Regions from separate parts of the Mus musculus genome. Here region 2 is linked to region 1. Evidence: chromatin contacts called from ENCODE Hi-C or POLR2A ChIA-PET data. All regions are on one chromosome and are shown on one strand. The core of a region is the stretch at or near the end of the contact, and the rest is flanking DNA. Distances in the headings are between cores, read along the strand shown.

Region 1 (3,974 bases), core at 165-2,664:
TTTCAGTCAGGGAAATTAATTCCCAGCCCATGGAATAGTGGCATCCAAATTAGGGTGTGTCTTCCCACTTTAATTAGCCTCAACTAGAAAATCCCTCATGGGCATGCCCAGAGGCATGGGCCGCATTCCTCATGGCTGCAAATATCAAAGAAAGGGACTCTATTCCCAAACGCTCAAGCGGCTGTGTTAGGCTTGATGCCTCTGGAACTTCCTGTTTGCTTGCTGTCTTACATTATGGGGGATCACTAGTATACCAGAGCACTCTCTGATCCTAGAACATCGGATTAGCTCAGCCATGTGTCACTTATCTAATCAGCTTCGATCAGGAGGCAGCTGGCTTTGTCTTGTCACTGGGCCAAACCAAGAATTCCCGCAGGGTTCCAAGGCTGTGCCCTCCCAAAGGCCAACTTGGCAGGGATGTAGAATGGTTACTATGGCTGGCCATGAGGCTCCAGGGTGTAGTACACTCAGGAGGTAGGAGCAACCAAGTCTCCAAACTTCTAAATCTTGGTCCTTTACTTCACAGCTGCAGATGCAGTTTAGCCTGATGCGCTGGACTGTGCATGATCCCACTTCCTGAGAAATCTCCTTCGGTGCAGCGTGTGCTTACAGCTGCTATCCAGGTTTCCCAGTTCCTGCTTCTCCACTGTCCCCTCACCCTCATGAGAGCCACCTTTGCCCAAAATGATCATACTGTCTGCATGGCCACTTCCTCCAGGAGTTGGGAGCATTGGGTGGGTGACTGCCATCTGATGAGGAAAGCAGACCTGCGTGGCCTCTCTGAATTTTCCCATGCTTCTAGGCCGCTTCCTGCCAAGGCGTAACTCCAACCTCTGCAGTCCTTAGCCCGGATGTGGCTAGGAAAATGAGATGCTTTTGGAGCCGGTTCGGCGGCATGAGTCGTCCTGGGTACTCATCTCGCTCATGGGACCGGACACTCAGCAGTTGCGTGTGACTCAGACCCAGCTACTTGGCTAGCCTTGGAGACCGGGCTAGTATTTTGTAAATGGGAACAACAGGAGCAGAAGTGTCTCCTTTCACGTGATTGCCTCTTTGCTGGGCCAAGAGCTGTCAGGGCCGCAGCCGCCGCTGTCCACACCGCGCGCCAAGTGGCTTTGAGAACCTTACGCACCACAGCCCCGCAGCCCGCGGAAACCACGCGGATCGCGGATGTACTACGCTGCACGCCAGCGCGCCAGCGCACAGGAGTCAAATAGTCTCCTGCCCCCAACCCTCCAGCCCCGGCCGCTCCCATTCTCGGTCCTCAATCCAAAGCTGCCGCGGGGGTGGTGGCCCGGCATGGCGCATGCGTCTCTTGGTGCCTACTAGCGCGCATGCCCCGGAGCGCGCACATTTCCCCCCTCCCAGAACTGTGCGTGGTGGTACGGCCTGGGCGGGGCGAGGCTGAAGCCGCGAAAGTTGCGCGGAATCCGCGGGAACTACCTTTTTGGCGCCATGGCGCAAAGTCGTGTTACCGATTTCTATGCGTGCCGTCGCCCTGGCCTTACGACTCCGCGGGCCAAGTCGATCTGTCTCACCCCGAGCCCTGGTGGCCTCGTGGCTCCTGCGTTCACCCGGAGCAGCAGCCGCAAGCGCGCCCGGCCCCCAGCCGAACCCGGGAGTGACCAGCCCGCGCCGCTCGCGCGCCGGAGGTTACGGCTGCCTGGATTGGTAAGGAGCGCGCGGGAGTCCCCCCAGAGGACCCTTGGTTAGGACAAGAGAACCAGGTTCTCGGGCGCCGAGGCAGAGGACTGGAGGAATAGAGTCGCGAGCAGGCTGGGCGCTTTTTCCTCTCCCCAGGGCATTGCTGACGTAGGCAGAGGGTACCTGGGCTTCCGGGGAGGCCGCAGCTGGCGGGGGTGAATTGTGGTGGTGTGGGGGTTATGCAAAGAATTGAGGGCTGGAGAGATGGCTCAGCGGTTAAGAGCACTGACTGCTCTTCCGAAGGTCCTGAGTTCAAATCCCAGCAACCACATGGTGGCTCACAGCCATCTGTAGTGAGATCTGATGCCCTCTTCTAGGGTGTCTGAAGACAGCTACCGTGTACTTACATATAATAATAAATAAATCTTTAAGTAGGAGTGAGCAGGGCCAAGCTGAAGTGAGAGAGGTCAACCAGAGCAAACAGAGATCCTAAATTCAAATTCCCAGCAACCACATGACAGCTCACAACCATCAATACAGCTACAGTGTATTCATATACATATAAATAAACAAATAAACCTTTAAAAAAAAAAGAATTGAGCTGGAGTTCCTGAAATGGAGAGAGGGCCCTGGAGGGCCAGGCCTGCGAGCTGCTTCAAGACTGGACAGACCAGGTGGATCTTTCCTAACTGCTTCATCAAGCATCTCCATAGACAGGCACCCCCTAGCGCCTGACTCCTGCCCTCCGAGTCGAGTGAACTGATACCCTAGTTCTGGCTCAGCAGGGAGCAGGTACCCCTTCCCACCCCCAGTTTATTGTTCTGTGCCTTCTTAATCGCCAGGACTCCTGCCCCAGTTCTCTGCCTGAGCCCAGTTCCCCAGCTGAGCCCAGCCCTCCAGCTGACCCTAGCCCTCCAGCTGACCCTGGCTCCCCCGTTTGCCCATCCCCCGTCAAGCGAACAAAGAGTACAACTGTTTATGTTGGTCAACAGCCGGGCAAGGTAAGAAGGCTGGACTGAGGGTGGGCTGTGGGCAGGGGCATGCGGAATTTGCAGAACTGACAGTGCCTATGTCCCCAGATCCCCTCAGAGGACTCCGTCTCTGAGCTCCAGTCCTGCCTGAGGCGGGCACGGAAGTTGGGAGCCCAGGCACGGGCCCTGAGAGCCCGAGTCCAAGAGAATGCTGTGGAGCCTAGTACCCCAGATGCCAAGGTGCCCACAGAGCAACCATGGTGAGTCCTAGTGGGGCCACAAGGTTAAGGCGAGGACAGACCTTTGGGAGGCGCTGTGGGGTCTGAGTGGGTGGATGGCCTAAACCGTACCTCAGTCTCCTCCCTACCACTATGCCCTTGTCCCTCACTTGAAAAGGACATTGTCAACTCCTCCTGCACGTGGCTTGTTCTAAGTACTGTGAACCCCTGTGCCTGTCTGTGACTGTCTGCCTCTCCAAGCTGAGGGTGCAGAGCTAGTGTGTGGAGCAGGTTTCTCATCTCTTTCTGATGCTGCCCTCAGGTAGCATTAGATCTGTGGGGACTTTGCAAATGGGTAGTTTTGGGGTTCTGGGTCACAGTGTCCTCTCCTACCCTGTGGTCTGGTGGTGGTGGTGGTGGGGTCAAACCGTGTGGTTTGATAGTCTAATGGGAATGCCTCTCTTTGACAGTGTCGAGAAAGCTCCTGCCTACCAGCGCTTCCATGCTCTGGCTCAGCCTGGTCTCCCAGGCCTTGTCCTACCCTACAAGTATCAGGTGCTAGTTGAGATGTTCCGCAGCATGGACACCATTGTGAGCATGCTCCACAATCGCTCTGAGACTGTGACCTTTGCCAAAGTCAAGCAAGGTGTTCAGGAGATGATGCGCAAGTGAGTGGTGTGGGGGAGGGGACCTAGCTGCCCCCAGTGTCTGTCCGGTGCCCGCCTGCCTGGTCCCTCTCATTCTGCCCTCTCTCCCATAGGCGCTTTGAAGAGCGCAATGTGGGCCAGATCAAAACCGTGTATCCCACGTCGTATCGCTTCCGCCAGGAGTGCAATGTCCCCACCTTCAAGGACAGCATCAAGAGATCTGATTACCAGCTCACCATCGAGCCCTTGCTGGGCCAGGGTGAGTCTTTGGCGAGGCCCTGGGCCTTCTCGATCCTCTTGGACTTGCGGCTGGGCAGTTGGACGGGTTGGGGCTCACCACAGGTGGTCTTTGGCTTACAGAGGCTGGCGGTGCCACCCAGCTCACAGCCACGTGCCTCCTGCAGCGCCGGCAAGTCTTCCGGCAGAACCTGGTGGAACGTGTCAAGGAACAGCACAAGGTGAGGGCCTGGGTTTCTGGAGGCTCAAGCAGGCTC
Region 2 (4,340 bases), core at 990-3,489, 530 kb after region 1:
TGCTTTTAACCACTGAGCCATTTCTCCAGCCCTAAGTTAATAATCTTTAAAAATCAAAAAATCAAGGTTATGTGACTAAAAGAGTTCCAGATTATGAATGGAAGAAAGTTTATTACTGGCAGAGGCAGGTGGATCTCTGAGTTCCAGGCCAGTCTGGTCTACAGAGTGAGCCAGGACCGCCAGGGCTACACAGAGAAACCTTGTCTCGAAAAACCAAAAAAAAAAAAAAAAAAAAAAGAAAAGATGTGGTGAGGGATTAGGCAAGAGTTTTCTGACACTCCCAAACACCCAGAATTCAGTAAGTACCCACAGGGAAGGGAGGGGTTCCTGGAGCAGCTTGCCGGAAAATGAAGAGCAGGCCACAGCCATAAGCTGCTAAGTCTAGTCATGCAAAGGAATGCAAGCCCGTGCACAGCACGGCCTCAGGCACCAGGAAGCTTTCCGGTGGAATGGTGTTTGCAGAGTTCTCTGCCCAGGAGACCAGGAACTGGCGCTCAAGCTAGAGCAGGAACAACCGCCTTAGCCTCATCTTTGCATAACTGTTCCCTTCTGTGTCCACCCTGTGCAACAGAGAACAATTCAGATCACAACCTCCCTTCCCTCCCCTAATTTGATTCTAAGCAGTGTTGCAGTTTCAGAGCTCTAACGCCCACCAATGTCACGCAGCACTGCAGCTTGAGCTGGAACTCAGGTGCCGGTGCAGCGTGTCCATCCTGAACGAAAAGCTGGTGGTGGACATGGATGTCATCTTTGAGAGTAGAAAGAGACAGATACTTGGGAATGTCAAAAGAGGTCTGAGAAAACACTGTTTCAAAGAAGTGCACCTTGAATCTGGGCATTCCTTCCACAGACATTTTCTCTGGGCTGGGAAGATGGTTCAACATCAATTTCTGGCCTTTTCACCCACACTCAAAAAAAATGGCTCCCCCCTACTGAGGATTGAATTTAGCCTCTCATCCAATAGGCAAGAATTACATCCTCAGCCTGCTTCATTATGACATTATTTTCGCGCGCGCACGCGTGTGTGGTATGTGTGTGTGTGTGTTTGTGTGTGTGTGTGTGAGAGAGAGACAGAGAAAATATATATATATCATGGATGAGCTCAGCATGTAGAGCTTGGTTCTCTTCTACCATGTGGGTCCCAGGAATAAAATGGCAGCAAGTACCTTCAACCCTCTAAGCTGTCTTGCCAGCCCTTCCTTTTTAATTTTGAAAAGAGGGTTGGGCTGGAGAGATGGTTCAGCGGTTAAGAGCACGGACTGCTCTTCCAAAGGTCCTGAGTTCAACTCCCAGCAACTACATGGTGGCTCACAACCATCGGTAATGGAGTCTGATGCCCTCTTCTGGTGTGTCTGAAGACAGCTACAGTGTACTTACATAAATAAAATAAATCTTAAAAAAAAAGGAGAAGAAAAAAAAGAAAAGAGGGTTTAAGTTGCTCAAAAAGCATTGAAATTGCTATTGTCCTGTCTCATTTTCTAGATGAATTATGATTATGGTCCTGTGATATCTGGCCCGGGTATAATGTGGATTTTTAAATTTATAGCCCTCTTAATTACTGAGCCATTTCTACAGCTTCTGTAGTGGAATTTTGATCAGGAAGAAACCTGGTAATTGGGAATGAGGAGTGAAAAAAGGTTATAGGCATACAGGTGTAGGACCAGTGTATGCCTTGGCTGTTTTGTTGTCGCTGCTACTGTGGGTAGGAATTCAGTATTGTATTTCGTCACACCTGATTTCCCCCCGAGGAGTTAAGTCAGGGCTAAAGGAGTTATCTAAGTAAATGGGGGAGTTTGGGGCTGGAGAAATGACTCAGTAGTTACGATCACTGGCTGCTTGCTGTTTCAGAAGTTCAATTCTCAGCACCCAGGAACTCCGGTAGTAGGGGATCCGACGCACAGCCATGAAACCAGGGAGACACTCATACAAATAAAGTAAAAATAAATAAAAATCTTAAAGTGGGGGGGGAAGTCTGGAATGGGGGTGCGTGCTTCAGTTCTGGGGAAACATAAATTCCAGGCAAATCTATAATAAATTTTCCTGGGTGGACGGGGAAAAAACACTGGATCTAGGAGGGAGAAAGAGTTTTAGGGGTTTAATTCATAGGTGCGCCCCTGAGCACGCCGGAGATACCCACACTGCGAAGTTAGGAACCAGCGAGAATAACCAACCCGACGGCTAGAAAGGCGATGGTCCGCCGGCGGGCGGGTTCGCGTGACGTCACTTCCCTTTCGCCTGATTTTGATTGGCGTTTGAGATTGGCCGGACTCCCTACAAGCCCAGGGTGCTTTGCGGTGCCCGGTCCTTTCCGCTCGGCCGTTCTCCTGTATAGGAGGTGAGTCTCTGCCGCCGCCGGTCCCATCGTGGTCCATCGGGCTCCATCGCCCTCCATCCGCTGTCATCGGCGAAGAGAGGCCGCACGGACAGCCATGGAGGAGCCCGGGCGCCGACAGCACGGAGCCAGGGCAGGGGCGGGAGGACCCGGGACGGGGTTGGGGACCCTGGCCTTGACTCGCCGCCCTCCTCTCCCTCGCGGCCTTAGGCAGCCATGGCGCCCAGCCGGAATGGCATGATACTGAAGCCCCACTTCCACAAGGATTGGCAGCAGCGAGTGGACACTTGGTTCAACCAGCCGGCGCGCAAGATCCGCAGGTATAGATCGCGCGTGGCTCGCGTGGGCTCCAGGGCGGGGACGCGCGTGGGGCAGGAGGTGACGGCTGTGCTTTTCCTGCAGGCGCAAGGCCCGGCAGGCGAAAGCGCGTCGCATCGCCCCTCGCCCCGCGTCCGGCCCCATCAGGCCCATCGTGAGGTGCCCTACAGTGAGATACCACACCAAGGTCCGGGCTGGCAGGGGCTTCAGCCTGGAGGAGCTCAGGGTGAGTGCGGCAGGGCGAGGTCCCTTGGCAGGTCCCTCGGGCTCGGTGGAATGATGACATTCTCCGGAATCGCTGTACTGACTTGATGAAAGTACTTTTGAACCCTTTTCCATCTGATGACACCGAGTTTTCTCGGCAGGGCCGGCTTGGGGTGGGGTGACTGCGAGGTGGGTGACCAGTTTCTGTTTCTGAACAGGTGGCTGGCATCCACAAGAAAGTGGCTCGCACCATCGGCATCTCTGTGGACCCGAGGAGGCGAAACAAGTCCACGGAGTCACTGCAGGCCAACGTGCAGCGCCTGAAGGAGTACCGCTCCAAGCTCATCCTGTTCCCCAGGAAGCCTTCTGCTCCGAAGAAGGGAGACAGTTCTGTAAGTCCTGCGGGGCGGCAGAGGTCCGGCTCAGTGTAGATAGAGTCTGTGTTCTTGGATCCAGCTCTGCAGAGTTGACATGAGTGCAGCAGTGGGAGGTTAGAGCGTACTGGGGGCGGCGGTGACGCGTGCAGATCAGTGGGAGCCACTATGGTGTCCCTGGGCTTTCCAGTGTCTGTTAGTGTTGGGAGCTATTGACTTGGAGCCTGGTATGCTGTTCTAGAGCGTTCACCCTACCAGGACGTTCAGGGGCATCTCGGTACAGAAAGTATCTCGGTATTCAGAAGTGTAAAGAGTTTTGTAACAAGGATCGGTGGGTTTCTTGTCAGTGTGGGCTTCCTGAGGGTGGGGTAAGGATGGCTTTCTTCTGTTCCTTCAGTGGAGCTGTAGTCAGCCAGCGCACCGGGACGGAAAATGCTAGGTGCTGCAGGCCCAGGCAGCCTGATCCTTGGGAACTAAAGCAGACCCCGTGATAATGGGGTCTATAAGTAACAGGCATGAGATGGAAGCTGGACTCAACTTTTTCTTACTCTTAAAACAGGCTGAAGAACTTAAGCTGGCCACCCAGCTGACAGGACCTGTGATGCCCATCCGGAATGTAAGTGGACACTGCTGTAGGCTCAGCTCCGTAATAGACAAGATTGGCAGGGATAAAAAAGTGTGTTGTGACAGACTAATTAGAGACTGGTGAAGGTTTCAGGCTGGTGAAAGAAAGTTCTCTTACCTTGGGGACAACCTCCCAATCTTTGGGGTGGGGGGGCACTTTTTGTTGTTTTGAGAGAAAGAGATTCTCTGTAGCTTTGGGCTGGCCTTGAACTCAGAGATTGACTGCCTCTGCCTCCCAAGTGCTGGGTTTACAGGCATTCATTCATTACCACCATGGGCTAACTGCCAAGATTTTAAAGGACTGGCTTGTGTTCCTTTTAGAAATGCGCAGGTCCCTAACTTAGCATTCCCTACTTGTTTGGAGTGCTTGGGAGTGTAATTTTGTTCTTCTCTGAAGGGATCAGGCTTTGTGTCTTGGGCTTTCTGTTGCTATGAAGAAGTGCCATGACTAAAACCAAGTTCTGGCTTACACTTGCACCTTGGAGAAA

What was found. Hi-C counts contacts between places; a loop is a spot of excess contacts on that map. ChIA-PET counts read pairs that join two places held with the same protein, here RNA polymerase II (POLR2A).
Region 2: a loop to region 1 is called in a map of T-helper 1 cell, with 2.6 times the contacts of the local background. The contact joins the promoter of Rpl13 here to the promoter of Cdt1 in region 1. A Hi-C loop is called at or near these places in 1 of 37 maps with a recorded cell type or tissue (T-helper 1 cell). POLR2A ChIA-PET finds 5 or more read pairs at or near these places in 2 of 5 experiments (Patski and embryonic stem cell).

The regions. Positions count from the first base shown.
Region 1 is chr8:122,566,601-122,570,574 of GRCm38, forward strand. It overlaps Cdt1 (chromatin licensing and DNA replication factor 1), which reads left to right and starts at 1,415. Exons shown (of 10, transcript NM_026014.3): 1 at 1,415-1,671; 2 at 2,487-2,645; 3 at 2,724-2,875; 4 at 3,304-3,501; 5 at 3,594-3,739; 6 at 3,841-3,938. The coding sequence starts at 1,456.
Region 2 is chr8:123,100,111-123,104,450 of GRCm38, forward strand. Rpl13 (ribosomal protein L13) reads left to right here and starts at 2,240. Exons shown (of 6, transcript NM_016738.5): 1 at 2,240-2,335; 2 at 2,543-2,652; 3 at 2,735-2,876; 4 at 3,073-3,246; 5 at 3,788-3,844. The coding sequence starts at 2,549. It overlaps Snord68 (small nucleolar RNA, C/D box 68), which reads left to right and starts at 2,948; the gene lies at 2,948-2,995.